6 separate regions of the Homo sapiens genome follow, and regions 1, 2, 3, 4 and 6 are each linked to region 5. A link is a contact called in ENCODE Hi-C or POLR2A ChIA-PET data. All regions are on one chromosome and are shown on one strand. Each heading gives the region's core, a stretch centred on a gene start or an enhancer-like site at or near the end of the contact. The rest is flanking DNA. Distances are from core to core; before and after follow the strand shown. Region 1 holds the start of TFCP2 (transcription factor CP2). Region 2 holds the start of POU6F1 (POU class 6 homeobox 1). Region 3 overlaps FMNL3 (formin like 3). Region 4 holds the start of PRPF40B (pre-mRNA processing factor 40B). Region 5 holds the start of LARP4 (La ribonucleoprotein 4). Region 6 holds the start of TMBIM6 (transmembrane BAX inhibitor motif containing 6).

Region 1 (4,824 bases), core at 1,793-4,292, 770 kb after region 5:
AATTGTCAAATATTATGTCAGACGCTCATGTGTAAGTTCAGGGTCAGGGCACTTACTTTCAGACCAAATTAACCTCTGTTTTTATGCTCAGACTTACATAAACAAGGATAGGTAAAACCAAAGTTAAATTTCTCATGACTAAGAACACTGCATGATAGAACATATGGAACTCAAGTTTCCCTGAAAATCACTAAAATATTTATATAACGATAGTATTTTTTTCCAATTTTTCTTAATTTTTAAAATCTTTCTTTTTTTTTAATTTTAAGAGATGAGGTCTCACTCTGTCACCAGGCTGGAGTACAGTGGTGCAATCACAACTCACTGCAGACTCAAACTCCTGGGCTCAAGCAATCCTCCCACCTCAGTCTCCTGAGTAGCTGGGGCTACAGGAACATGCCACCAGGCCTGGGTAATTTATTTGTTGATTTATTTGTGGAGAGCGGGTCTTGAACTCCTTGGCTTCAAGAGATCCTCCAGTCTCCACCCCCCAAAGTGCTGGGATTACAGGCATGATTATTATTTAGAATAATAGTCTTTATTATTCTAAGTAAAGATTCCTGAAGATGCTGAAGTATTAAATTCTCTCCCCCTTTTTTTTTTTGAGACGGAGTTTTACTCTTGTTGCCTAAGCTGGAGTGCAATGATGCGATCTCTGCTCACTGCAACCTCCGCCTCCCGGTTCAAGCAATTCTCCTGCCTCAGCCTCCCAAGTAGCTGGGATTACAGGCGTGCGCCACCACACCCGTCTAATTTTTTGAATTTTTAGTAGAGACGGGGTTTCACCATGTTGGCCAGGCTGTTCTCGAACTCCTGACCTCGTGATCCGCCCACCTCAGCCTACCAAAGTGCTGGGATTACAGGCATGAGCCACCGTGCCCGGCCTGAAGTATTAAATTCTAACTCATAATTTTACTTCAGTGAGGTAAGTCTACTTTGAATTGGCAGGAATAAAGGAACTTTATATAACTCTTAAAAGATCTCATTATCAGAATGAAAAATGCATCTACTTTCCCCCTAAAAAGCATCTTTCCCCTATGAACTCATAAACCCAATGAAAATGTTAAGTTCTAGTCTCTTGACTCACTTATTTAGATTAAGTCTTAATAATGCATTAGGAAACCCAATTATAGTCCATCTACCCCTAAGATGCAGCTGTTTCAACATTTCCATACAGGATTCTTACACATCTATAAATGAAATAAACTATACTGGAGGAATGAAGCAGCCAATGCATGCAACAAGTTATATAGGCAATAATGTTGCTTTCAAAGGAGTTTTTGTTTTGTTTTGCTTTGTTTTTCAAATGGAGTCTCACTTTGTTGCCCAGGCTGGAGTGCAATGACACCATCTCTGCTCACTGCAACCTCCGCCTCCCGGGTTCAAGCGATTCTCCTGCCTCAGCCTCCCGAGTGGCTGGGATTACAGGCCCGCGCCACCACACCCGGCTAATTTTTGTATTTTTAGTAGAGACGGGGTTTCACCACGTTGGCCACGATGGTCTCGAACTCCTGAGCTCAAGTGATCCGCCCGCCTCAGCCTCCCAAAGCGCTGGGATTACAGGCGTGAGCCACCGCACCCGGCCGAAAGGAGATTTTTCATCTGTTATCAACAACTGGCTTGATACATAAAGATCCAGAAGCATCTTAAGTTTTCTTCGTCACTTTTTCATTTCACAGCTTATGTTTTAAAAGTCAGAAATCCCAGAATTAAGTAAAGTCTTAAAGCAAGCTAGTGGTAAGATAGAGCTGTACGGACTTCTTCATCAAGGACTTCCATATCTTTCCAACAAGAAACGAACCAATATTCATCATTAAGCACCAGCTCCCAATTTCCCAACTTCCTAGATACCATTCCTATGCTATATGTAACCCTTCTTCACACAACGTCAGACTTACCCACACATACACCATCAGTCCCCAAGTCTCCCACATTGGCACAAAAGCCTCTCAACATTCATCTGGTTACTAATCAGGGACCACTTCCTTCTTCCACTGATTCTGCACAGGCTTCATATCGCCTACAATCGCTTTTTCCATTTCTTCCACAACACTAACTACTCAAAGCGACAAAAGAACAAGTCCCTTTTCCCCAATCGTAAACAGCTTTTTAAAACTCTATACACCTCCTTCCCACTCAACCCCTTTTCTTAGTGTCTATCCGCCTTTGTTATTCAGAAGGTGTAGGGTCTGGGAAAATCTCACTCACCTCATGCTATAGGCACCAGCACCCAGTTCCTGGCCGATCCCGGACAGGCTAGCATCAAAGTCCTGCACCAACCCGGATTCAATCACTTCGTCGGCCAGAGGCAGCTTCAGAGCCCAGGCCATCCTGGCTCCTTCCTTGCCCCAGGAGACACCGTGTCTTGTACAAAGGCGCGGAGGGTAATTCTACCCAACAGGAGTAACGCAAACCAAGAAAACTACAAACCAAGGTTTCCCACGCAGTGCCCACCAGCCACCCCCAAGCCCGACCAGCACTGCTCTGTGCACAACTAATCTCCCGTACCCTTGGCTGCTCGTTCTTGGCTGCCCCAGGTTCCAAAATCCCCCCTGCCCAGCTCTCAGGAACGTGAGGACCCCTTTGCTCAACTACTGCAGACTTCCCAGAGGCAGCTCTGGACTCCCGCACTCCCACTCCTCTTGAGAGTTCGTAGTGGTGGCTTGCTGCTTCCCAGTCAGACCAGCAGCAGCCGCAGGAAGCCAGCCCGGCGCTCCCACGCTGCTTTTGCACCTTTTCCCCCGCCCCTTTCTGCTGGAGGCCCCCTCCCTCCCAGGTCTCGCTCTCTCTTTCCCCTCCAGGCCTCGCTTCCGGTCAGTCCCACGATCACTTCCGGTCACCCCTTCTCAACCCCACGGCTTAGAACCAAATCCAGGTTTCCGCTGAGCCGACTTCTCGCCCTCTGTAGCCCCCCACGGCCTGGAAACATGGAAGGAGAAAGTCCAGCACAGGCGTAAAACCTAGACTCGCCAGGCCCTTCCACCGTCCGCCGCCCCAGCGCCAACCAATCATGGCGTCCTCTTTCCTCGCCTGCCCGGCGAACATGACGTCACGCTGTCGTTCGCCTATAAAGAAGAGACCGCGTCAGTCTCGGCAGCGATGATAGGCGGGCTGCGCCACGGCTCTGCCCCCGAGATGGGCTGGGCGATCACGGGGAGGACCCGGCGTGCAAGTGTCCGGGTTTAAACGTGTATCCGTGTAGTTACCAGAGTTCTGGTATTCGCTACCCATCAAGTCGTCACCCTGAGCCATGGAAGGAGCCCTTCTTCTAGCCTTATGAACCCACTCCACCCCTGGCGGACTCTTGACGGCTTCCCAAACGCTCCTTACGTGTGTGCGCTTGCTCCTGCCCATACTCCTGTCTCCTTAAACTCACCTCTCCGGAGGTCAAGACCCTGCATAAGTCCCACTTCCCTGTATATTCATTTTATCTTCGGCATCCTCTCTAATGCATTTGAACAGAAAAGCATGAGATCAGTAAAAATGTGGTTTTTAGGCCGGGCGCGGTGGCTCACGCCTGTAATCCCAGCACTTTGGGAGGCCGAGGCGGGCGGATCACCTGAGGTCGGGAGTTCAAGACCAGCCTGACCAACATGGAGAAACCCCGTCTCTACTAAAAATACAAAAATTAGCTAGGTGTGGTGGCGCGGGCCTGTAATCCCAGCTACTCGGGAGGCTGAGGCAGGAGAATCTCTTGAACCCAGGAGGCGGAGGTTGCAGTGAGCCGAGATCGCGCCATTGCACTCCAGCCTGGGCAACAAAAGTGAAACTCCGTCTCAAAAAAAAAAAAAAAAAAAAAAAAAAAAAAAAAAAAAACAGTGGTTTTTAAAAGGTTGTTGTGCTGGTATGGGGTGTTGGAATTTAAAAGATCTGAAAATCAGAGTTTAGGCTGGCGTCTTCATTTGCTACTTTGGTGTCTTCAGAACAATTGCTTAATGTCACAGATTTAGCTTCCTCGTTTGTAAACGGGAGTGGGAGTAACTTTATCTGCTCCACCTTCCTCCTTTGAGGATTGAGTAATAATGGCCATTGTTTATTAAGTATCAACTACTGCTAGGAACTTTATTACACTATGAGTAGTCCTCAAAGCGATCTTGGAATTAGAATTATAAAGCTAAATTTAATGACTCTTATTTTATCAGTAAGAAACCAAGGCTAAGCCCTTAAATTGGCCGGAGCTAAATTGACATGCCAGCTTCAGAGCTGATTCCAAAGCCTGGCATTTTTCGTTACAAGACATTGCCTTTATGTGAAAGTCTTGGTTCATTGTTGTATTCCGTTGCTGAATTTTTTAAAATCTGCCTTGACTTATACTTTTGTATATATCTGCCTCTCTCACTAGATTGATCTAAAGAATAAGGAATAGGTCTTTTTCAGGCTTGCGTTCTAAATATCTCCTACTATAGTTCCTGCTTTCAACAGGACTTTTAAACATGTTTATTGAATTTAAAAAGGAATGAAAAAGGAATAAGAGAACCAAGAAAAAGAGAGAAGTTGACATGAAGATGGCAACATGTTGTGCTGGTATGGGGTGTTTCAGCCACAGGCATCTCTCTGAAGGCTCCAGGCTTAAACCTGCCGTCTTACCTTGGTAAGCCCTAGGATCAAAGTCTTAGCTCATTCTGGAGACATTCAGTATCTCTTTAAGCCATCTTTTCTTCCCATGAGCCAGTTCTATCTCAAAATGTGTGACTGTGGATAAAGGAATGGGTCCTGGGCTCATAGACAAAAAGAGAGATGTCACATGGAGATCTGAGGGCTCAAAGTTTTTGGGTTTTGTTTTTGTTTTTGAGATAGAGTCTTGGTCTCTCGAACAGGCTGGAG
Region 2 (4,957 bases), core at 70-2,569, 820 kb after region 5:
AATTTGGGAAGGGCAGATGAGGTTAAAAATCTCTGCAAAGAGCCTCTTTTCTTTGGCCCAGGAATGCTTCCCGAACTCTTCTGATTTCCCCCTGCCCAGCCGCAGAGGCTATTCTGTGAAGGTTTTAGGCTTCCAGTCGGGCTGAGTGGGGTATTCTGCCGCGAAAGTGGAGGTTAGAGGGTATGCTGGGAGCTCCCTTGGCCTTGCCAGGTGAGCCTGCCCAGGGAGCCTGCATCGGGCCCATTATTATGACTATTTATTAATAATAATATCGATATTAAATATTTATGAAGTGCTCATGCTCTGCTAGAAGGTGGCCCTCCCATCACTGACCCACCCTTCCAGCAACGCCTGGGTCCCTACCCCCGGGTCCCACCGGTCGTCCCGGAGTTTGTTCATTCGGGAGAACCGTGACAGGTCACCCTGGCCGCCCCAGCTGGCCCTAACCGCCGGGAACCCAGGCGTCCGTGTTCTCCAGAGAGGCAAGGATCCGCTTCTGGTCGCCACTGGTTCTGTGTACAGAGCGTCCCCTGTGGTCCGCACCCCACAAGGGCTCCAGGGGCAGAAACGGGGAGGGGCCAGGTCGGGGTTCCCCACCGGGTCCACCTGGCGGCCGCCCCCTCCGCTCCAGGTCCAGAGCGGCCCGCGGGCGGGCGAGGGCGCGGCCCCCGGGTGTCTAGCCCCAGCTGGGCAACCGCGCGCTGTCCCGCTCCCGCAGCTCCCCGCCGCCCCGGCCCAGCATCCCGCCGCCCCGGCCCCGCGGCTTTTTTTCTCTTTATCATAAATATATAAATTATGCTAATTACGGGCATTGCATATTAACCAAACCCGAAACCTCCCCTGCCCGGCCCCCTCCCCCTCCGTGCAAACCCCTCCCCGCCCCGGACCCCGCTACTTACCGGAGCCCGAGCCCGAGCCGCCTTCGCCGCGGGTGTCTGGCGGCCACCGATTAGAGATTCATCTCACAGCCCGGGCCAGGGGGCCGGGGCCGGGGCCGGGGCCACGGCGGCCGCCGCCCGCAGACAAAGAAGCCAGTGCGGCTTGGCTGGGCTCGGCTCGGCCCGGGAGCTGGTCGGGACCCGCCGCCGCCCCCAGGCCCCCAGCCTGGGCTGGGCAGAGCCGAAGGGGGCTCCGCAGGCTAAGCCGGGCGGAGAGGGGACGGCCGGGAAGCGGGAAGGGGAAGCCGGGTGGGGGGGCGGTCAGGTATATATTTTTCTTCGTTCCCCCTTCCACGACCCCCCCCTTTTCCCTCCCCCCCTTTTTTCCCTCCTTCTGCTACTTGGATTTTTTTAGCTGCTGCGTCATGAGCATAATTTATGCAAAGAGCTTTGCCGCATGCTGCACCGCCCGCGCCAGCCGCCGGGGGCGGCGGGCTGGGAGGGCGGTCAGGGAAGGGAGGGGAGCACGGGAGCCAGGAGCGAGGGGTGGGGGTGGGGAGGGGACCCTCTGGCCCTGGCCGAGCGGGAGGTCCCGGAGGCTCTCTCCCGGGACAGGGATGGACGGTCAGTGGGTCTGGTTACTCAGCCCCTCCGAGGTGCCGCGGAGGTGGTTTCATTTCGGAAGGTGCCAGAGTAGGAGCTGGAGTCCGGACCCTCCATGCCACATGGCCTTCAGCTGAGGGTTGGGGCGGTGACTCCCGGCCACCGCCTTTCCTCTAGGTAGTCAACTGTCCTCAATGTTGAAAGTCAAGTTTATGTCTATCCCTCCCTCCCTAGAAAGGCGGGGGAACTCAGACATCGCTCAGCCAACGTGGAGAACCTCTGAACAGCTGTGCCCCAGCGCCAAAGCAGCGAAGGGTCCCAGGTCTCTCACCCGGTGGCGGCCGTGGGCTGTGTTGTCTAAAAGCAGATTTCCGGCCTTCTTGTCCAAGTAGACAAGGAAATGTGAACAGAAAGACAAAGTTCAGTGGAATGGTGAAAAACCTCTAGCAGCTTCTTAAGGTAGAGAGGGGACCAGAAAAGGGGTGGATGTGGGTGGCTGAGGGAAAGCAGATTGGAGAAGTGGTGGACAACTGAAAGAGGAAAAAGTTGGAAGACCAAAGTGGAAGCGTGGGAATGGAGAGAAGAACTGGGAAGGAAGGAGGCTCTGTAAATCCAGTGAATGTGGATCCCAATACTGAGGCCACCTGCTGTCATCCTAGGCTGTTCCCCCTCCCACCCTCTCCCGATATTTGGTGGTCTGAGGATAGCTAGAGGTAGATGGGTTAGAGGCAGTGTGAGAATGCAGTTGGAGGCCTCAGTCCTCCCCGGGACTGCTCCGTAAGGCCTCGTGGTGGAAGGGCATTGAATGGCCCGGCCTCGTCGTTAACCTGGCCAGTGGACTAGGCTGTTATCAGCTTGCTGTTTCCATCTGGAAGTGAGCAGGTACTGCTGGCGGCGGATTTATGAGTAACCAATGTATTAGGAGTCAGAATACTTAGGTTTTAGTCCCAACTCTTCCACTAGCCGTCCAGGCAAGTAATTTAACTTCTTCATTACTTATAAAACAAGGATAATATTTATAATGACATTTATAATGACTACTTCATAGGGTTAAGTTTGTGAGCCTGTATGTGAAAAAACTGAAAGCTGCAAGCTCTATACAACTGTAAGGTGTCATTCCTTGTACAATAGTTTGAACTCGTTTTAATGGCCCTGTGAAACTCTACTGCGTGGCTTGATATTACAGTTCTTGGGGTTTTTGTTTGGCCGGTAGTCCCTGTAGTTTCTCTCCCTGGACTGTGAATTCTTTGAGAGCACTGGTTGTGACTTACTCATGTTTGTATTTCCCACTACTCTTTATGTGAAGGAGGGGCTCAGTATTGCTGCTGAACTTTGTCACATGAAGGTTGAAACTTTTCATTTATGTCACTTGGTTTGGTGCTACACATAGATCAAAGGCTTTGGATAGCATGGATATCAGCGACAGTTTGAAGAAAGAAATATGGATGTGATCAGAGGAGTTCAGGGAGACATACATAAAAATGTTAATCACGGTTTTCTTTATGTTGTATACACTTCTGCATTGCTTAAATATTTGATGAGCATATATTACTTTTTGTTTCTGTGTTTATTGGGGCATAACATGTACACAGTATGTGTATACCTTGATAAATTTTTACATGTATATACATATGTACGTGTATGTATGTGTGTATACATATGTACGTGTATGTATGTGTGTATACATATGTACGTGTATGTATGTGTGTGTATACATATGTACGTGTATGTGTGTGTATACATATGTACGTGTATGTGTGTATACATATGTACGTGTATATGTGTGTATACATATGTACGTGTATATGTGTGTATACATATGTACGTGTATATGTGTGTGTACATATGTACGTGTATGTGTGTGTATACATATGTACGTGTGTGTGTATACATATATACACGTGTATAGATACGTGTATACATATATACATGTCTATATATACATGTATATACTCACACACATATATATATCCATGTAATCCCCACCCAAAACAAGATATAGAGCCTTTCCAAGACCTGAGGATTCCCTTATGTACCTTCACCGGCCATAAATTCCCAAAGTAACCATTATTCTGATTTCTGTCACCATAGATTGATTACTTGAGCTGATTCTTGAACTTCTCATAAATGGAATCAGACAATATGCAATCTTTTGTGTTTGGCTTCTGTCACTCAACAAAATTTTTTTTTTTGAGACGGAGTCTTGCTCTGTCGCCCAGGCTGGAGTGCAGTGGTGTGATCTCGGCTCACTGCAACCTCCGCCTCTCGGGTTCAAGTGGTTCTCCTGCCTCAGCCTCCCAAGTAGCTGGGACTGCAGGTGCGTGCCATCACGCCCAGCTAATTTTTTTTTTCTTTTTTTTTTCGAGATGGAGTCTCGCTCTGTCGCCCAGGCTGGAGTGCAATGGTGTGATCTCAGCTCACTGCAACCTCCACCTCCTAGGTTCGAGTGATTCTCCTGCCTCAGCCTCCTGAGTAGCTGGGATTACAAGCACACGCCACCATGCCCGGCTAATTTTTGTATTTTTAGTAGAGATGGGGTTTCACCATGTTGGTCAGGCTGGTCTTGAACTCCTGACCTCATGATCCGCCCACCTCAGCCTCCTAAAGTGCTGGGATTACAGGCATGAGCCACCACGCTCCCAGCTAATTTTTTATACTTTTGGTAGACACAGGGTTTCACCATGTTGGCCAGGCTGGTCTCGAACTCCTGACCTCAAGTCATCCGCCCTCCTCGGCCTCCCAAAGTGCTGGGATTACAGGTGTCGGCCACCACACCCGGCCTCAATATATGTTTTTGAGATTCATCCATGTTGTTGAATGTAGAAGTATTTTTTATTGCTGTGTAGTATTCCATTGCATAATTATACTACAATTTATCCATTCCATTATTGATGGGCATTTGCTTGTTGTTTGGGCCTCTTAGGAATAAAACTGCTATGAGCATTCTTGTACAAGTATTTTGGTGAACATATGCACTTATTTCTTCCAGGTAAATACTGAGGAGTAGAATAGCTATTCTATTTTATTTAGCTTTTGTCCATACTGCTAAATAGTTTTCTATAGTGTTTGAACCAATTTATATCTTTATCAGCAATGCATGAGAGAGTTCTAATTGTTTTACATCCTCACCAGTATGTGGTATTGGTAGTCTTCTTGCAATGAAAGTTTATTACTTTTTGGCTGGGCGCTGTGGCTCATGCCTATAATCCCAGCACTTTGGGAGGCTGAGGCGGGTGGATCGCCTGAGGTCAGGAGTTCGAGAGCAGCCTGGCCAACATGGTGAAACCCCGTCTCTACTAAAAATATAAAAACTAGCCGGGCGTGGTGGTGGGCTCCTGTAATCCCAGCTACTCGGGAGGCTGAGGCAGGAGAATTGCTTGAACCCAGGAGACGGAGGTTACAGTGAGCCGACACGGTGCCACTGCACTCCAGCCTCAGTGACAGAGTGAGACTCCGTCTCAAAAACAAAAAACAAA
Region 3 (4,341 bases), core at 718-3,217, 740 kb before region 5:
TAACAATAGATCTGCTACCACAATACAGACCCGGTATGTTCCAAATAATACTAAGTGCTTTAACACACGTTATCATCTAATTTTCACAACAACCCTGGAATGTGGATCTCCTTTCATAGAAGAAGACACAAACTTGCTTTGAAGTCACACAGATAGTAAATAACAGAACTGAAACCCAAACCCAGCTTTGTCTGACTCAAGAGCTCTCATTCCTTCCACTATACCAGGCCGCCTTTTCTGTGCTAACTCACTTCTGGCTGCCTCCAAGCCCCCCTGCCTGCTAGAAAAAGACTCCTGAATACTTCATTTTTCTATCCAGGTCAAAAGGAACTCACTGTTCCTGGGTTCTTCAACAATGACCTGGAGTAACCTTCTCACATCTGGAAACCCAAAGTTGCTTCTGGAAGACTCAACTCTGCAAAGATGAATGGATCCCACCAAGGCATCTCTACCAGAAGCCAGGACATTTCCCTGGATTGCTCACAGCTTGGCATTTGGATGCCTTGGGTTCTGATTCCAAGCTCCCTTTCCATCTCTCTGTCCTGTTCTCCAAAATGCATCTTATCTTCTACTCCAGCCAAGTGCCATTCTTCACTGATCCCCAGACATCTCCGGGCTTGCCTGCCTACTTCCACACCACTGCTTGGGCTACTCCTTCCTGTCCAGGATTCCCATTTCCATCTTCATTGTTGAACTCTCACCCTTCCTTATCAAAGTAGAATGGAACTATGTCCTCCCCCAACTGGTCCCCAACTTCAGCCCCGGGGTGGTACTCACATGACAGAACACTGGGCAAAGGACAGGTAATCCACCAGTACATCCAGGCCTTTGTTTTCATCATTCAGAAATTCCCGCACCCACCTGCAGATAAAGGAAACACAGTGGAAGGGGTCTGCTAAAAGTGGGTCAAGGATGAGGGGGGTGACATGCCTCTGACCCAACACCTCCTCCTCCTGGAACCCAGCACCAGGCTAAGAAAATTCTGAAGATCAAAACCCATGACAGACCCATCCACGGTCATGGACTTCCCCTAGGCAGGGAAGTCAGGGATGGGGAAAGTTCAGGCCCTTCTAATGCCACTTGCTTTATCGTGAAGGTGCTTCAGACAAACAAGCTCTCAGGTACTCCCTCCTTAAGGGCCAGACCCTGGCTCAATTATTTTCTGCATCCCTCCACATGTCCTTGCTCAGTGTTTGTTGGAAGAATTTAGGAAGCATCAAGAGCATTTACTACAGGCCCGTGTGCAGAGTTGTGCTTGACCGAAGCCAGCAAGTCTCCAACTTGACTGAAGCCTCAGTCAAGACCCCAGCAGGAAGGGTCAAGGAGAGCTCTGGAACAGAGGCATCCTGGGGCAAAGCACTCTCTACTAAGTTTAAGGAGAGGAGTTTTAGAAAGCAGTGAGCAGAGATGTATAGAAGTTCTGTATTTAGTCATGTTGAGTTTGGCAGAACCAGAAAAAGCATGGGAGATGAACAGGAACTCAAGGAACTCCAGGATGTCTATGACCACTCAGAGTCAACCTGAGTACGTGGGTCCCCCTCAGCCAGGAAGGTAGACAACAAAGCACCTAAGGACCATATCCCAGGGCATTATTTTCCCTTCTGCTTTCAGTTCTTTTGGGCTGAGATATTCCTGGAATGAAAGTCAAGGGCAAATCTAGGGAACTGTTATATGACAGGTTCATTCCATAGCAGAAACATAAAACGCTCAGGATGAAACCCTAATCTAGAGTGCTCTACTCCTTCAGAATTTCTGGGGGTCTTTATAGGAAAGCTCCTCCCAAACTGCCCTGCGGGGCCTTTCTCCCCAACAGCTGGAAAACCAGTGCCATGTTGGCCAGCCACACCCCAAACTACAGAGAGACTCTGGAGCTACAACACCAGGCCCAGCTGAGATTAGGCAGCAGGCTCTGGCTGAAGCTGACTGACACCGGAGCTGCCTGAAGTTAGCTTCCTCTCTGGGGGCCAACAGGCCTCCCGTTTCCTGTCTGTCTGCTCTCCAGCTCCCCACCCCCTTCTCATTTCCTGTCTGAGTCTATACTGCTATTTCGGGATCTTGACACTTTGAGGAGAGGTTAAAGGGTGCTTAGGCAAGGCACAGAAACCAATACAAACCAGGGAAAGAGGAGCTGGAGAGGCTCTGGAATCCCACTTCCCAGCCTATCCCTCTCCAGAACCTGAGTTCCCATCTGCTGCTCCTGCACACCCAACTTCTGCAAGCCCTGGGGCTGATCAGGCTGTGACCAAAGCAGGATCCTCCTCTCCCCACCTTGCCCTGGGTTCCTGCCACCCTGAAGCACCCACAATCTGACAAACTCTTCCTGCCCAGAAATCCAGGAAGGATCTTGGTCCTTCCACATAACTCTACCCAGAGAAGCCGCAGTTCAGATGGCAGGCATGCCTAAAATGCCAGGCACTGAGCTATTCCCTGGGAACAAAGGACCAGGTCCAGGACCTCTAACTTGTGTGCCAACTGCCAAGAGGCCCCAGGCCTGGGAACCACGCTGCTTTGGACATAGCTCCTGGCCAGCAGCCAGAGGGGCAGGCACCAGGTAGAGGGGGCAGGCAGCAGGGACTATCATAAACTGCTCTGTGGCCTTCTCCCAATAAAAGCACACCCCTATCCTCAGATGACTACAGCAAGACTTAATCAAGAAAACAAGGCTAGGTACTAGTGGCTCCACTTTGGGATCCTCAAGGAGGATCACTTGAGCCTAGGAGTTCAAGACCAGCCTAGGCAACTATCTCTACTAAATTTTTTTTTTTAAGTGGCCAGGCAGGCCAGGCACGGTGGCTCACATCTGTAATCCCAGCACTTTGAAAGGCCAAGACAGGCAGATCACTTGAGCCCATGAGTTTGAGACCGCCTGACCAACATGGTGAAACCTCATCTCTACTAAAAATACAAAAATTAGCTGGGCGTGGTGGTACACGCCTGTAGTCCCAGCTATTCGGAAGGCAGAGGCAGAATGGCTTGAGCCTGGGAGGCAGAGGTTGCAGTGAGCCAAGATGGCGCCTGGGCGACAGAGCTAGACTCCATCTCAAAATATAAATAAATAAATAAAATAAAATGGCCAGGCATGGGTGTGTGCCTGTGCTCCCAGCTACTTGGGAGGCTGGGATAGGAGGATCACTTGAGCCCTGGAAGTTGAGGCTGCAGTGAGTCATGATCATGTCACTGTACTTTATCCTGGGCAACAGAGCAAGACCCTGTCTTAAAAAACAAATAAACAAAAAGAAGACAGAAGGGCTGAGAGGGACAGAAGGGACCTATGGAGGAATGCGGAGTGGTAGGGGGCTCAGGGTGGCAGGTAGCACTCAGGGTTGCCATCGGTGTCCTTCTTGCCCTCACACACAGGGGTACTAAGCAGCCCCTGCCACTTTGTCCTTCAGTCAGTGAAGTCAGTGAAGGACTGACCAAACAAAGGAAGAGGCTTGGCCACACCTTTCTCAGCAGCTTGACTTTCAATGTCTGATTCACAGATGAGGTACAGAAGCCATACTCTGGCCACCAGAGCACAGTTACTGAGGCCAGGAACCATCCCTTTCCTGTTCTCTCCTGTGCTGTTTCCCTTGTGATTGCTGCTACAGCTGGCTACACACAGGTGTCCCCTCCCTCTAAAGAATCCTGGGAAGGCTTGCCCTGGGGGCGGATGAGGGCTGCTGCTACAACAGGAGGGGAAAGGCTAATGATGTCATTTGGCTGTCTCTAACCCCCTGTCAGGAAGCCTGGGCACCCCACCCCCACCTGGGCCTCCACTGCTCACTCATAAGCACTGGACATTTGTGCCAGGCCCTCCCATCAGGTCTATACCCCTGCCTGCAGTTCTACATCACGTGTCCCTCACTGTCCTTTTGCATAAGCACACATACGCACACATATACACACTTTCTCTCTCTCTCTCTCACTTTCATATACCTTTGCATATACCTTTGCTGATTACAGTTTCGTAACACTGAGGCCAATACCCTCTTTCACTGTACCTTACACATTAGCTCTTTGCTTGTTCAGCAATTCCTGGTTTCCCACTCAGGGACTGGAAAAAAAAAAAAAAGACTCACACAGTTCCTAAGGGCCCTATCAATGTGTTGGGGACACCAGGGTCTGTGAATATAGAAAACATTCAGCTCCTGCCCCCAGTGCCTTACATCTTTCCTGGTGCTTAAGGAAGCTTCTGCTCATGAACTAAGATTATCTTCTCCCAAACAAGCAAATAAACTTCCAGGCACCAAAAAGTCCAAATAGTCACCGAATGGGAACTAGGTCTCAGCTACCCAATATAGTATGTTCTCCCCACCCTCAGCCTTCTCTGAGCCTCGCTTGGCCCAGCACCAGGCCACA
Region 4 (4,681 bases), core at 18-2,517, 780 kb before region 5:
GTTTGAAAACCACAGGACCCAGCGTGGGCAGTACAGGGAGACGTCGTCTCCAAAAAGTTACAAAATTAGCCGGGCGTTGTGGCACACGCCTGTAGTCCCAGCTACTCGGAGGCTGAGGGAGAAGGACCGGTTGAGACCAGGAGGCTGAGGCTGCAGTGAACCCTGATTGTGCCACTGCACTCCAGCCTGGGTGACAGATCAATACGCTGCCTCAAATAAGAAAAGAAAACCGCAGAGCTGGGCCTTCATTTGAGACCATGTGGGTATCATTTTGATTAAACCACAAAGCATTTTCTCTCTACAGCAGCCCACAAGGGTGAATCCCACTTCCTTTTCCTCCCAGGTGTCACCTCTAACTCTTCGTGTCAGGAGTTTTTCTACCTCTCCGGAGTTCTTTGGCTCTCAGGAACCTAGCACGGCATCACGCGAGTCCCGGCTCAGGTGAGGGGGGAATAAAGGGAACAGGAAGCGCCTTTTGCGGGGCTTTGCAGGCTGGCGGTCAGCGCCTTTCTGCACCCGTGTGCCTGGGGCCTGTCACTCTCCAGCCCCAAGGCCTTCAGCGCATTCCCCGCAGAGCTCCAGGTTACAGTTTCCTCAGCCGCACAGCAAGCATGTACCTCACATTTTTAACTTCTGTCAAAGAGTGGGCCCTGCTCTCATGAGTTCAGCGCTCAGTGGGAGCCAGGTCCCAAAAGTGAACTTCAGGGTCACGCGAGAAGCACGTGTACGCCCCACAAGGGCGTGATTTCGGGGATTTGTCTTTTTTTTTTTTTTTTTCCAAGCTGCTGTGTGCTCAGTCCCTGAGACAGACCCTGCCACCTCACAGGTGCTCAACAAATAGTTCTGGAGTTAACTAACTTAAAAGTACTGTAAAAGAGCTACACAGCAAATTAAATTCGCTGTGCAGCGCAAAGGCACCCTACACACTGCGTGAACGCTTCGGCTCCTGGAGCGCCGGCGACTGCGAAGCCAGGACGCAGGCAGCGGGGAGAGGCAGAGGCGCCGGCCCCCGACCGTCAGTCAGAGGCGGGAGCAGGCGTGCCCCGCCCCCCGGGGGGCGGACCCGGGACGCGGCGGCGCGGGGGCGGGGCCTGGTTCTCCGTGCCGGGGGGGCGGGGCCGGGACCGAACACACCGGGCCGGTTGGGGCCCCGCTCGCCGGCGGGAGCCACCGGAGCCCCGGCCACGAAGGGGTGCGACCCCCCGCCGGCCCCGCCCTCCCGGCTGCGGCCTGGCCAATCAGAGCGGCTCTTACTGGCGGGTGGGCTGAGCCGGCCCAGCTGCTCGGAGGCTCTGGCATGGTAACATCCCCGCGCGGGGGTGGAGGGGCTCGGGGCGGTCCCACAGCGCCCCCTGCGGCCCGGGCCGTGGCCGATGGGGCGGGGAGGCCGCTGGGGATAGCTGGGACCCCGGGGAGGGCGAGGGAGGCCAAGGGTGAGGGAAGAGAGCCCGGGAGGGGGGATGGGGGCGGGGACTGGGGGCGAAGGGGCGGGGGAGGCCATGATGGAGCCTGGCCGGGGGCGAAAGGTGCGAGAGTGGCGGGACTGGGTGAAGAGTGGGATTGGGAGAGGTGGGGGTGGGTTCGCGGAGAAAGATCGGGAAAGAAGAGAGAGGGCGGAGATGAGGGGACTGAGGGGACCAGGGGACAGGTGGGGACCAGTTTCCCCTCCTGGGATATTTGGTGTGCGACATGCCCTTCCCCCAGCCCCAGCGCCCGTTCCCTTTGGAAGCCTGGGTGCTCCTCAGACCACTTGGGGACTCCCTGCTTCACCTTCCTGCATTTGCAAGAGCTTGTCTCCTGAGGTGGAGAGGGGGCCTCTGAAGAAAGGGGCTCCCAGCCCAGGCCATCAACAAACTAACGACTCTGTGTGACCTTGGGCAAGTCACTACCTTTCTTTGGGCCTCAGATTTCCCATCAATTTTTTTAAAAAGGAAATGCATGAAAATTAAATCCCAGATCTCTTCCAGGGTCTAAATGAATAGGTTTTTGAGGAGGAAGTTTAGGAGAATGGGTTTGGTAGGGAAGCAAAGGAAAGGATGAAGATGGAGGCGAGGCCTTGGGCTGGGGCTGGAGAAATCCCCACGGGTGCGGGGGGATGGTAGACAGAAAGCCTGCCGGGCTGGGGCTGGCTAGCCTTATCCTGTTGGAGGGATGGAAGAACTCTAAGGAGAGGAGGAGGTTGAAACCTAACTCCACAATGATGGAGACCAAAAGTAACATTCGCTTCTTCAGAGGGAGAGTGATGAGATGGCAGGATCAGAAAGAAGCAACAGGGGCCGGGCGCGGTGGCTCATGCCTGTAATCCCAGCACTTTGGGAGGCCGAGGCGGGCGAATCACCTGAGGTCAGGAGTTGGAGACCAGCCTGACCAACATGGAGAAACCCTGTCTTTACTAAAAATACAAAATTAGGCGTGGTGGCCCATGCCTGTAATCCCAGCTACTCTGGAGGCTGAGGCAGAAGAATCACTTGAACCCGGGAGGCAGAGGTTGTGGTGAGCTGAGATCGCGCCATTGCACTCCAGTCTGGGCAACAAGAGCGAAGCTCTGTCTCAAAAAAAAAAAAAAAAAGCAACAGGAAGATACTTTCTAGTAAGGCAGATCTTTGGGGAGCAAGAGGAAGAGTAGGGCTGGTCCAGGAAAGTTGGAAACTAGGATGGTCTTTGAAACGGAAGGGCAGGTGCTGTTTGGGGCAGCTGAAGAAGGGCCGCAGGTAGATCACAGGGTAACCAGCTGGTCTCTCAGCCTTTTTTTTGATGATGGCTACCACTTTCTGAGAGATGTGCCTCCCAGCCTTCATCTTCAGGAAGTGGGAATGAGTCAGACCAAGCAGACCTTGGGAACACCTGGCTCGCTGAGGATTTCTGGATTGTGTAAGGATTGGGGTTAAAAAAGAAAAAAGGAAATGTATCTGAATGTAAGCAGTATCATCTGTGGCGCCATCATCCTTGCTGGGAGGCAGCTTTGTGAACTGGTTGAAAGCACAGGCTTTGGAGTCAGACTGCTTGGATTCCAAACCTGCCTCTCCCATTTAATGTCTTGGAACCTTGGTCAGGTTACTTAATCTCTGAACCTCAGTTTCTTTATCTGTAAAATGGGAATAATAACCTCTGAGATGGTTGCCAGGATTAAATGAGTGTTTGACACAGTATCTGGCTCATAATAAGTGCTCAGTAAATATTAGCTATTAGCTGTTATCATTCCCTCTTTCTGTTTTTTTTCCTACTGCCTCTCCATTCTTGTCCTTTTCTCCTTTTATTCTTCTGAGTGCTAAGTTCTGAGATGCCCCTTAGATGTGAAGTCCCAGAAGTATTGATTGCATCTTTGGTGGTGGGAAAGGGGTGGCCCCTCACTGGCCCAGGTGAACATATGATGATCAGATGATCAAGTGTCTCTTCATCATCTCTCAGCCCACAAATGTGTTTTTGTTCCAGGGAAGACACAGGATCTGCTTCTCTTTCAGCAACCATTTCTATATCCTTCCCTGTCACTAGTTAATGTCTTCATATTCTCACCCAGAAATAAAATAAGACCCAAAGTTTTATGGCACTGCAGCAGGTAGGAGAGGGACGGGGTGTTTCAGGAAAGCAGGGACACAACACGGGAAGCTCAGCGAAGGAAGGGCTTTGGAAGTTCTGTAGTAGTTTATGTTTATTCCATTGTTCTGTCCTCTGTGGGGAACTGTCCAGAATAGGCCAGTGTCTGAATCCTGGCCAGAGGTCTTCATCCCAAGTTGAAGATGACTGTATACAGTTAGCTTTATTAGGTTTTCTCATGCCAACATTTCAATCCAATTTCCTTTTTCCAAGCCACAAAGACTTCTGCCAAGCTACCTCTCTCTGTCACAGCCTGTATGTCAGAGAATTTATACAGATGTACATATGCACACGTGTATACACTGTTTTCAAAGTGCATTTTAGGATATTCCAGTATGCAAAAATCTAATAAGGTTAGAGATGAGACTGCATTTTATCACAGCACTTTGTGTGCAGGGCCCTGACTAAACACTTGGGGGAGGTATAAAAGGAGAAAACTCAATCCCTGAATGTAGGGAAATCCCCACATGAGTGGGAGACAAGCAGTCCCACATGAAACACCCAGCAAACATTCACAGAGTAGCATGTCACTCTGCAAAGTAGTGCATCATTTATCCTGAAGGGACACAGGTAGGAGTGTGTGTATGTGTGTGGGATAGTCATAAGGGTAACCTGAAGGAGGTGAATATTGGATCATCTTGAACAAAGCATGAGACTGTAGAATAAAAGAAATGTGTTTCACTTGAGGGTAATCTAACAATTCTGTGCAAAGAGAGGAGGAGGGAAGCCATTGAGTCAGGATGAGCAAAGAAGAGTGTGGGGCGGCCTTCGTTGCAAGGCTTTGACTGTTAGATGAAAGATTTTGTAGGGTAGGCAATCGGGAACCGGTAAGTTCTCAATAAAACGTTGAATCATTGGTGATTTAACCACTTAGGTTGCAGGGGATATACTAGATTGCAAACAGACCTGTTTCATGTGGTAGGAGCTTTGCTTTTAAGGGAGGAGGGCTAGAGGGCAGATTGGATCCAGTCCCAGTTCTGTCCCTAACCAGTGGTGGCTCCTTGGACAGATTATTCCCTGAAAAAGGGGGATACCTTGGGTGACTGCCAGAGTCTCCTCCAGTTCTGACATTCTATGTTCCCTGAAT
Region 5 (4,748 bases), core at 436-2,935:
AGCAATTTGGTGGTGGAATTAATTTGGTATCTGAGGAGATTCCATTTGCGGCAAAGCAAGGAGGATTTCATGAGATCAGAATGGCAAAGTCTTGAAATCAAGTAACAGTGGTTTGGTGAAAATGAAACCTTCACTTTGGGAAGATTTTTTAAATAATAGAATGGAAAAATCCATTGGAAAAGATCAAGACATGATTATTTCATTTTTATTTATTATTATTATTTTTTAGAGACAGAGTCACACTCTGTCACCCAGGCTTGAGTGCAGTGGCGTGATCTTGGCTCACTGCAACCTCTGCCTCCCAGGTTCTAGCAATTCTCCTGCCTCAGCCTCCCACGTAGCTGGGACTACAGGCACACACTGCCATGCCTGGCTAATTTTTTGTATTTTACTAGAGATGGCATTTCACCATGTTGCCCAGGCTGGTCTTGAACTCCTGAGCTAAGGCAATCCACCCGCCTCGGCCTCCCAAAGTGCTAGAATTACAGGCGTGAGCCACGGTGTCCGGCCAATTTTTATTCGTTACTATTATTATTACTATATTTGAGACAGAGTCTCACTCTGTCACCCAGGCTGGAGTGCAGTGGCGCGATGTTGGCTCACTATTAACTCCACCTCCTGGGTTTAAGCGATTCGCCTGCCTCAGCCTCCCGAGTAGCTGGGATTACAGGTGTGCACCACCACACTTGGCTAATTTTTGTATTTTTAGTAGAGATGGGGTTTTACCATGTTGGCCAGGCTGGTCTTGAACTCCCGACCGCAAGTGATCCGCCCGCCTCAGCTTTCCAAATTGCTGGGATTATAGGCGTGAGCCACCCTTCCCAGCCAAGACATGATTATTTCAAAAGATGAGTGTTTGAACTAGGACATACAAGTGGGAGCGATCTATCCTACTACATATTGCTAAAGACAATAAGGAATTTGGACCATCTAACAAAAATTATAGATAATTTTAAAAATTTTGTTTTTATTGTATTTCGTTTGAATTAATGACAGAACGTCAAAGAAGACACTGTCCAGATTAAGTGTTATTACTGGTATATTAAGCGGTGACATGGGTAATTAATTCAAATGAGCCTGGGGCAAAGTTCTTTAAAGGGAAACCCGACCTCCTAGAGGGCTTCTTCAACTGTAAAATGGGGATGATAATAATAGTGTTTATTGCATAGAATTGTTTTAAGATCAATTAACATAAAATGCTTAGTATAGTGCCAAACACAATGTAAGCATTTAATATACATTAGCTGCTATTAACATATTTGCTAGTATCATAGTTTTTTGTTTTTTTTTTCTTGTCTACTTTTCTTCTGTGAGCCACCACTTTTCGGCAGGGTTGGTTTGTTCAGTACACTTCGCCAAGGTCGGCTTTAAAAATCAAATCTAGATTGTGAACTATGAAAACTGCGGAATTATCAGTGCTGTGTAGCTATCTGACAAGTGATAAAATGTGTCATTACGATTTTTACACATCCCCGTGCCACAGAATGGCGTCTCCTTCTAATCGTTCCCCCCGACAGATGATAGTACATCCCACACTGCTGCTGGAAAAGATAGTGCAAAAGTTGAGCGCGCCGAGGGCTCTCTTTTCTCCCGGAAACAATTTTTCCCTAGACCCGGAAGCAGTTGTTGTTTCAAGGGAGGTGGGACTGGGCGGGTCAGGCCGCAGCGGCTGACGGCAGGGGAGGAGCCGGGTCCACTGCCGGGTGGAGGGGCAAGGCGAGTGTGTGTCCTTATCCTAGCAATTGGGGCGCGGGCCTGTGAGCCAGTTGGAGTTGCGGCGGCGGGAACGATTGGGCTGAGCAGAGGACGACATGTTGCTTTTCGTGGAGGTGAGTGCATTATGCTAGTCTCGTCCTGCTCTTAGGAGAGCAGGAGTGTAGAGGCGCCGGCCGGTCCCACCGCCATGTGACTTTCCGGGCCGTACACGCCGCGGAACCGGCAGATAGGCTGACACAGCACCTGGGCCGAGCAGGCCTGCAGCTTCCCTCTGCGCGCTCACAACACTCTAGGAAGCTATGGGAGGTGAGGCCCGTAGTGGAGAAGAATTGAAGGAGAAAAACGGAGGGCTGTTCTGGTGTGGCGGTGAGGTTCAGAGGAAGGGGAAAGTGTCCCATATGGACCTCCTAAAGGAGGCAGCATTGGGGGGTTGGGGGGCGGAGTCTGAGGGAGGAGAGGGTAATCAGGTGGGCGCGTTCCGGGGGCCGAGCGCGGCCTCGCGGGGCCCCTCTGGGAGGGAGGCGAGCAACATGTGGGGCCACGGATGGAGAAAGGTGAAATGCGGTAAGTATTTTGAAAAGAAAATTGAAAAGTTCTTTTGAGCAACTTCCACCAAATTCTGCCCGGGCCCCGTCCCTAGGTCTCTGGAACGTTCTGTGGGTGAAAGCGAGTTACTTTGAATCGAGGAGAAGCCAGTAGGGTTTGGAAGCCTTGAAAGGCACCGCTTTGACCTTTTGTAAAAGTTACTCAAGCAGCAGCTGCGTGATGAAGGGTTGGTTCTATGAACCGATTAAAAGCCCTTTACAAGGAAAATTCCAAGAATGAGGGAAACTTATTCCGGGAAAAGCCGTTTTTTGTAATGTTATTTGAACAATGAGACACTTTTATTACTTAAACTAGAACGTCTGCTGTTGGCCTATTTTAGTTTTCAAGATAGAGTTGGATACCTGCCTTACAGAAATACGAAATTTAATTTCCCTTAATTCTGTCCTCTTGTGTGCAGTGAGCGTCAGCTGACTGCCTGGCTAATGCTTTGAGTAGATTCCAGATCATATTGTTCTTACATTGTGAAAACGTCAAACCAGCAAAGCTGCAACTTCGCAACTTGGCATTTGTTAACTATGCCCATAAGAAGAATCTTTTCAATGAGGGAAGGAATTTACGGGTTGTATAATGAATCTAGGAGCCGGGGCCAGCCTATGGCAGATTTTTTTTTCCGGGTTGTGGGAAAATCTTACTCCGTAATATTCCAGCATAAAGTAAATAAATGATTTTACGGTTTTTTTTTCTCTTTAAACTAACTGATATTGTGTCGCCGATAAGCTTGATATCTTTAAATTAGTTTTTTAAAAGACTGCTACATTAGAGTGTATCTAACATTCATAATAAACATTCATTGGAACATTCCGGGGAAATCATGAAAAGACTTAAAATTACTGAACTCATTCTGTTTACTGTTTTCTGTCCTCATTGTTGTTTTCCTTAGGCAGAATAAGAAATCAGATAAGATTTTAAGCCAGTGCCAGCCAGTTTTTTTAAGGAATGTTATGCTATGTAAATACCACAGGTTTTAAGTGTGTGTTTTGCTGGGCAGAAGAAAGATTGTGAAGTTTATATTGACAGGAACTCCACAATATACTTTTGACTTCCAAATTGATTCCTTTGGCTTTATTAAAATGTAAGTTTTAATAACAGCTCCATTTATTGTTTAAACTAGGTCTTCTCCTGTCTCTAAAGCGATACTTAATATGTTTTACAGATGACAAAACCGAGCCCCAGAGGTTAAAGTAACTTTACTTAGTAAAAGTAAAGTAGTTTAACTGGGATTTAGATCCAGGTCATGCTGATGTCAAATCATGGACGGGATGTTAGCAATTCAGGCCTGTCCGACTCCCCAGGTTAGACAAATTCTATCGTATCTCTCGCCAAACTAGTGTTTAAAAGTTGTATCTCCATTAATCATTTTCTTTGTGAGTCACTATGTCATTCTTCATTTTCTCATATGAGTTTTATTGAAAATTAACTGTCTTTAAATATTTGGGGCTGAATATGTGGTATTAAAATCAGTGAAAAACAACATGTTGGTCGTTTGGCGTTTTGTTAACTAATATTTGATCCCTGTAACCTCATGATAGAGGAATTATTCTCAGTGAGAGAACCAAAGCTCAGAAGTTAGATGTCTAAGGTCATTCAAGTGTAAATAATGTGGGGGCTAAAGTCTGAAGTCTGACTTCTAGAACATAAATTTCTGGCTTCAAAATTATTTTTGTACTTTCCCATAAGTCAAAGGTTCTTAATCTAGGTTTTTGGATAGAATTGAGGAAGTAAGTACCTAAGCTTGGTTGAGGAAAAAAATTTGCGTGTTTATTTTCTCTAGCTTCTAACTGAAATCTAAATGGAAAAGAAGTGAAAATTCTTTAAATGTTAATGGCAGCAACAGTGTATGTGACCTTGTCACCAAGACAAATCACTTTTTTACATGTATTACAGCTTTTGCAGTTATCTTGAAATATTTATGCTCATTACTTGCTATATGTCAAAAATATTGTTAACGTATTGCTATATTAGACATTTTAAAATATTTTGATAACTGCGTTTCAATATAATTGGTTTACTTTGTGATCCTATATATTTTAGAAATGTAAAAAAACGGAGAAGAGATCCATAGATTAATTGGACTACTAAAGAGGTCTGTGTCACAGAAGAGGTTAAGAACTGCTTTACTAAACCAACTTGCTTGTGGATCATCTTTGGCAGGGTTAATCTGGGATCCCTGGGTCCTCTGCAGTTGTGTTCAATACCTTTTACTTATGTGTATTTTTCTGGAGAGATTCCAGCTTAACTATCCCACTAGAATCAGTAGGATAGATAATAGCAATATAACAATAACAACAGTAGTAGTATATACTTGTATCGTGCTTTGTGTCAGGAACGTTTGATGTTTTTGCATATATAGATATCTGTACATCTTAAGTCTCAATATCTCTATGAGGTGTTAGTATCCCCATTTTAGTGATAAGTAAGGCAGCTGG
Region 6 (4,769 bases), core at 503-3,002, 660 kb before region 5:
CGAAACTGGCACATGTGCCTGTACAAGTGTGACACGGATTTGACCCTGAAGCTATGTTTAAAAATGGTTCCCAGTGCTAGGAGGATTTAAAACTCTTATAATAAAAATTATAGTAGTAATAGCCTGCTTACTGATCCCTTATTTACTATCTGTACTCATTCAAATGGTAAAAGGTTTCATCACTACTCTAGTTCACCAGAATGCTTCAGCACAAGTGTACTACATAAATCACTATCGATCTGTCATGCAGGAAGACATAGGTAGTGAAGATGAAGGTGAGAACTCCCACTAATAAAATGAGTGAGAGTCTCAAAGTGGGGGAATAAGGGAGGAGACCACCCCTCATATTGTCTTATGCCCAATTTCTGCCTCCAAAGAAAGAAGTAGTAAAAACTAAAAGGCAGAAATGAAATCCACAAGCAGACAGCCAGGCACCACACCCTGGGCCTCGTAGTTAAAGATCGACCCCTGACCTAATCGGTTATGTTATCTATAGATTACAGACATTGTATAGAAAAGCACTGTGAAAATCCCTGTCCTGTTCTGATCTAATTACCGGTGCATGCTTGCTCAATCGATCACTACCCTCTCAAGCGGATCCCTTTAGAGTTGTGAGGCCTTAAAAGGGACAGGAATTGCTCACTCAGGGAGCTCAGCTCTTGAGACAGGAGTCTTGGCCGATGCTCCTGGCGGAATAAACCGCTTCCTGCTTTAACTCGGTGTCTGAGGGGTTTTGTCTGCGGCTTGTCCTGCTACACTACAGCAAAAATTAGGTTGTATTATAGAAAATTAACTTTTTTGGTTTTTTTGAGACGGGGTCTCGCTCTGTCTCCCAGGCTGGAGTGCAGTGGCACCATCTCGGCTCACTGCAACCTTCACCTCCAGGGTCAAGCAATTCTCCTGCCTCAGCCTCCCGAGTAGTTGGGATTACAGGCACACGCCACCACGCCCAGCTAATTTTTTAAATTTTTAATAGAGATGGGGTTTTACCATGTTAGCCAGGCTGGTCTCAAACTCCTGGCCTCAAGTGATCTGCCCACCTCAGCCTCCCAAAGTGCTGGGATTACAGACGTAAGCCACCACGCCCAGCCGAAAATTAACTTCTATTAATTGCATACCTGGGTTTGCCTACTGAGAATCATACCCTGGATATTTGTATTCTTTACTGAAAAGAACTGTTCTATCTTTCCAGAAAGTGGTTTCCTAAATTCTGGTTTTCCTCCTGGAATCCTGCTATTTCCTTCTCGCATACTCTAGAGAAATCGAAGTGTTTTCAAAGGTGCTCTGAAGCTTACGCTCCACTAGTTTCACAGTAAATCGCCCCTTGCGAGGGCGCTTTTTTTTTTTTTTTAATGTGTTCTCTGAATCGCTTTCCCCCTTTAACACTGCATGACAAGACTAAAGCCAGAATCCCAAGACTGCAGCGCTACCCCTTCACAAGCCGTCGGGCTGTCCCGGGCGGGGCCGGCCCATTTTCACTTTCTCCACTAGAGGCAGCAGCGCACCGTGACCCTGGCTTACTACGGTAAGAAAGCGGAGACCTTTTGCTTCGAGGCGGTTGGTGGCCAGTAGTCTTGATCGACAAGCTCAGGCCTCTGAACTAAGCAGCCGCTGTTTATGCACGTACAGCCAATGGAAAGGCAGGAGTGCGGCCAACGGCCAATGAGGACTGGTCTTAAGCGGACCACAGGGCGGGGTTTCCCTCGAGAGGCGAACGCCGGGTAAAAGATCGGGAGCGGAAGTGGGCGAGTCAGAGCACATCCGGTGTTAGAAGCGCTGGTAGGCCTTGGAGAGGCGGGTTAGGAAGGTACGTCTGAACCTAGTACTGGGCGAACTGGGAGTGAGAAATGGAAAGGGAGTTAGCAGTTACTGTCTGAGCAAGAGTGGCAGTAGCTTCCTTCTGCGGACAGATGGCACCCTGAAGGAACGAGGCCCTGCTCGGAGACCAGACTCGGGAAAACAGGGTGTGGAGGGAAGCTAGGGAACTAGTGCTGCGCGTGCGCAACAGTGCTGAAGCGGGGGTGGGGCGGAGGCGAGTCTGCGGGGGTTTTGGGGGGTGTCGAGGCCTCTATTCTGCCCCAGAGCGCTGGCGAAGGCCCCTTCTCAGCCCGCCTTTTCCTTTCTCCCGCTCCTTCTCCTCTACTAAGTGTAGACGCAGGGCCCCTTGGCCTAGCTTCGATCGTTCGAATTCAGAGCACGTCCTTCCGAGGTGAAGGAACGCGAAACTCCACCCATCCGATTGCTGTTCGGCTGCGGGCGGGTCCTTTGGTCGGGCTGACCCTGGGTGAGCGGCCCGGAGCCAAGACTCGAGGTAGGGCCTGGCGGGCGGGTGATGTCACACTCCTCTGTGACACGCGAGGCTCCTCAGTTACTTAGCCAACGGCAGAGGCGGGAAGTGAGAGGAGTCTGGGGCTGGGGCTGCCTTCCAGGCCCACGGGGCGGCCCCGCTCTTTTCGGATTGGTTACCTTTGGGCAGGTGAGGTGGCTTTGCTTTGCTTGGTCTTGAGGTTTTGTGGGCGTCTTTCTAAGTCTGCTCAGCAAGGGCGTCGTTGGGCAGTTTTTATCTTGGGCCTACTTGCTGGACCTGTGGTAACAAGTAGGCTTTGGTATCTTTGTATATTTACTGAGTGTAGAATTACTACCCGGTGCCAGCCCGGGCTGCTTGGGGTCATCAGCCTTTCATTGACCACCCCCACAACAAAAATCACTATGAACTTGAGACTGTGTTCTAGCAACTTGTGAATGTGTAACCCAGTAGAAGGGCTGACTGTGCTTGAAACAGACAAGGATTTTAAGGTCAAAGGTAAATAAATGGCAAATGGACTTTTCTAGTTACTTATTGATATTTATTTACAGTTTATCTTTTGTATGTGTGGTTTAAGAATTGAATTCTGGAAAGATACCGGAATTGCATAAACACATTTCTTATGACCTGCGTATACACACTTTTTTCTGTAATTATTGTATTTACACTCTTTGGTGTTTTCTTATTCTTTGTGTCTAATATTTTTGTTCTGGCCTAAAGAATATGTTGACATTTAGATTCTCTGCCGCCACTTTCCTCCAGTAGGGACAGAATAGTTGAACCCTTGAGAAATACAATCTGTACTTTTGATCCATAGTTTGCTTCTTCCGTTATTTATCTGGTTGTGGAAACATGGTTTAGTACCTTCCTCCTCTTTTTTTTTTTTTTTTTTTTTGAGGCAGAGTCTCACTGTCGCCCAGGCTAGAGTGCAGTGGCGCAGTCATGGCTCACTTGAACCTTGACCTCTCCTGGCTTAGGTGATCCACCCCAGCCTCCTGAGTAGCTAGGACCACAGGTGGACGTCACCAGCTCCAGCTAATTTTTGTATTTTTTGTGGAGATGGGGTATCACCATGTTGCCCAGGCTTACCAACTCCAGAACTCAAGCGATTTATTTATTTATTATTATTATTATGTTTTTTTTTTGAGACAGTCTCACTCCCTTACCCAAGCTGGAGTGCAGTGGTGCAATCTCGGCTCACTGCAACCTCCGCCTCCCTGGTGCATTCAATTCTCATGCCTCAGCCTCCTAAGCAGCTGAGATGACAGGCGCGCACCACCATGCCCAGCTAATTTTTGTATTTTTAGTAGAGACGGGCTTTTGCCAAGTTGTCCAGCCTGGTCTCGAACTCCACACCTCAAGCGATTCGCCCGCCTTGACCTCCCAAATTGCTAGGATTACAGGTGTAATCCTTTCCTAAAGAAAAAGAGTCATCTCTCCTGAAGAATAAGAAAAGGTAAAATTAATCTAGATACTTAGCATTTTCAAGTTATTTTCCCTGATTATAGATATAGTTCGCGCTCTTTATACAAATGCTGAAAATGCAGAAAAATGTCATAGGAATCAATGTATGTTTTGGGAGGGTTTTTTTGTTTTAAAGATTTGTTTTCACCTATGGCTGAAACTTTTGAAAGCTTATATAAATGAAAGCTTATTTTTCTACTGTAGGATGGAATAGTAAAAAGAGCACTAGACTATAGTGGTCAGAAGACCCCAAATCTGGTTCTGGCTCTGCTATTTAACTTTCTAATGTTGGTCAAATCAATACTAATGTTTGTTTTAGTACTTTACGTTGATTTCACACAGATTTTCTTATTGGCATTCAGTAGAGCAGGTATTGATCATCATCGTTATCTTACAGATGAGGAAGCTGAAATAACCTTAGGTAAAATGATTTTTCCTAGGTTATATAGTAGAAAGTGGCAGCACTTGTGACACCAAATCCTGTCCTCTTGCCACTATTACATTGCCTTTTTGAACTTAAAAAAGATGTATAAAATGGGCCTAATCTTTCCCTTTCCTTGTGGGTTGATGTGTGAGGATTGAAGGTGATACATATATAAAAGCACCTTAAAAGTTATAAATTTTATATAAATATAGTCAGGAGTATTAGTATAGAAGGTACTACTGCTGGCCTGACGAGTTTCATTTTATTTCGTAAACTGCCCAAGGGTATTAATTTTCTCTAGAGAAACCATTGAATATTCTGATGCTCTAACTTCTGATTTTTTTTCCTTTACTACTTTGACCTGGTTGTAGAATCTGGTAGAAATGTCTTCTACCACTCTGTTTTGTTCCCCCAGAGTTTCTAACCAAACTGCATGCAGCCCTTCGTAGTTTTTATACACATTTTGTTTTCCAAAGATGGTGTTCGAGACCAAGGAGAGAAAGGCTGTCTCCTTGACTTAAAGGTTACCTAAGTGACCCCTTGAGGTAGGTTCCACTCTGAGCCAGCTGGGGAATG

Evidence for each region. Hi-C counts contacts between places; a loop is a spot of excess contacts on that map. ChIA-PET counts read pairs that join two places held with the same protein, here RNA polymerase II (POLR2A). Pooled maps may share reads with other maps.
Region 1: a loop to region 5 is called in a pooled map, with 12 times the contacts of the local background. The contact joins the promoter of TFCP2 here to the promoter of LARP4 in region 5. A Hi-C loop is called at or near these places in 2 of 37 single-sample maps with no recorded cell type and 9 of 50 pooled maps. POLR2A ChIA-PET finds 5 or more read pairs at or near these places in 1 of 52 experiments (activated T-cell).
Region 2: a loop to region 5 is called in a map of CD8-positive, alpha-beta T cell, with 6 times the contacts of the local background. The contact joins the promoter of POU6F1 here to the promoter of LARP4 in region 5. A Hi-C loop is called at or near these places in 1 of 168 maps with a recorded cell type or tissue (CD8-positive, alpha-beta T cell) and 6 of 50 pooled maps. POLR2A ChIA-PET finds 5 or more read pairs at or near these places in 5 of 52 experiments (BJ, PC-9, Panc1 and 2 more).
Region 3: a loop to region 5 is called in a pooled map, with 3 times the contacts of the local background. The contact joins the enhancer-like site here to the promoter of LARP4 in region 5. A Hi-C loop is called at or near these places in 2 of 50 pooled maps. POLR2A ChIA-PET finds 5 or more read pairs at or near these places in 3 of 52 experiments (GM10248, activated naive CD4-positive, alpha-beta T cell and naive thymus-derived CD8-positive, alpha-beta T cell).
Region 4: a loop to region 5 is called in a map of ascending aorta, with 3 times the contacts of the local background. The contact joins the promoter of PRPF40B here to the promoter of LARP4 in region 5. A Hi-C loop is called at or near these places in 1 of 168 maps with a recorded cell type or tissue (ascending aorta), 1 of 37 single-sample maps with no recorded cell type and 8 of 50 pooled maps. POLR2A ChIA-PET finds 5 or more read pairs at or near these places in 1 of 52 experiments (OCI-LY7).
Region 6: a loop to region 5 is called in a pooled map, with 10 times the contacts of the local background. The contact joins the promoter of TMBIM6 here to the promoter of LARP4 in region 5. A Hi-C loop is called at or near these places in 1 of 37 single-sample maps with no recorded cell type and 12 of 50 pooled maps. POLR2A ChIA-PET finds 5 or more read pairs at or near these places in 1 of 52 experiments (CD4-positive, alpha-beta T cell).

The regions. Positions count from the first base shown.
Region 1 is chr12:51,170,093-51,174,916 of GRCh38, forward strand. TFCP2 (transcription factor CP2) reads right to left here and starts at 3,043. Exons shown (of 15, transcript NM_005653.5): 1 at 2,209-3,043. The coding sequence starts at 2,330. It overlaps LOC124902933 (a long non-coding RNA gene), which reads left to right and starts at 4,463. Exons shown (of 2, transcript XR_007063307.1): 1 at 4,463-4,591. RefSeq lists enhancers at 2,326-2,375, 2,476-3,223, 3,316-3,365.
Region 2 is chr12:51,216,743-51,221,699 of GRCh38, forward strand. It overlaps POU6F1 (POU class 6 homeobox 1), which reads right to left and starts at 1,320. Exons shown (of 11, transcript NM_001330422.2): 1 at 900-1,320. RefSeq lists silencers at 494-753, 984-1,143, 1,344-1,493, 3,601-3,780 and an enhancer at 1,644-1,703.
Region 3 is chr12:49,661,189-49,665,529 of GRCh38, forward strand. It overlaps FMNL3 (formin like 3), which reads right to left. Exons shown (of 26, transcript NM_175736.5): 5 at 778-861. Among named protein-coding and RNA genes, the nearest start is that of PRPF40B, 40 kb to the left of the region's middle. RefSeq lists enhancers at 1,700-2,638, 2,212-2,371. Within about 2 kb of position 1,968, at least 32 of the 41 ENCODE cell types and tissues checked have a DNase peak (open chromatin) inside an H3K27ac peak, as active enhancers do.
Region 4 is chr12:49,622,294-49,626,974 of GRCh38, forward strand. It overlaps PRPF40B (pre-mRNA processing factor 40B), which reads left to right and starts at 1,268. Exons shown (of 26, transcript NM_001031698.3): 1 at 1,268-1,300. The coding sequence starts at 1,298. It also overlaps a transcript of FAM186B not described here. RefSeq lists silencers at 74-123, 984-1,483 and an enhancer at 314-403.
Region 5 is chr12:50,399,200-50,403,947 of GRCh38, forward strand. LARP4 (La ribonucleoprotein 4) reads left to right here and starts at 1,686. Exons shown (of 16, transcript NM_052879.5): 1 at 1,686-1,829. The coding sequence starts at 1,812.
Region 6 is chr12:49,739,805-49,744,573 of GRCh38, forward strand. It overlaps TMBIM6 (transmembrane BAX inhibitor motif containing 6), which reads left to right and starts at 1,753. Exons shown (of 10, transcript NM_003217.3): 1 at 1,753-1,807. RefSeq lists enhancers at 1,320-1,449, 1,378-2,069, 1,690-2,009.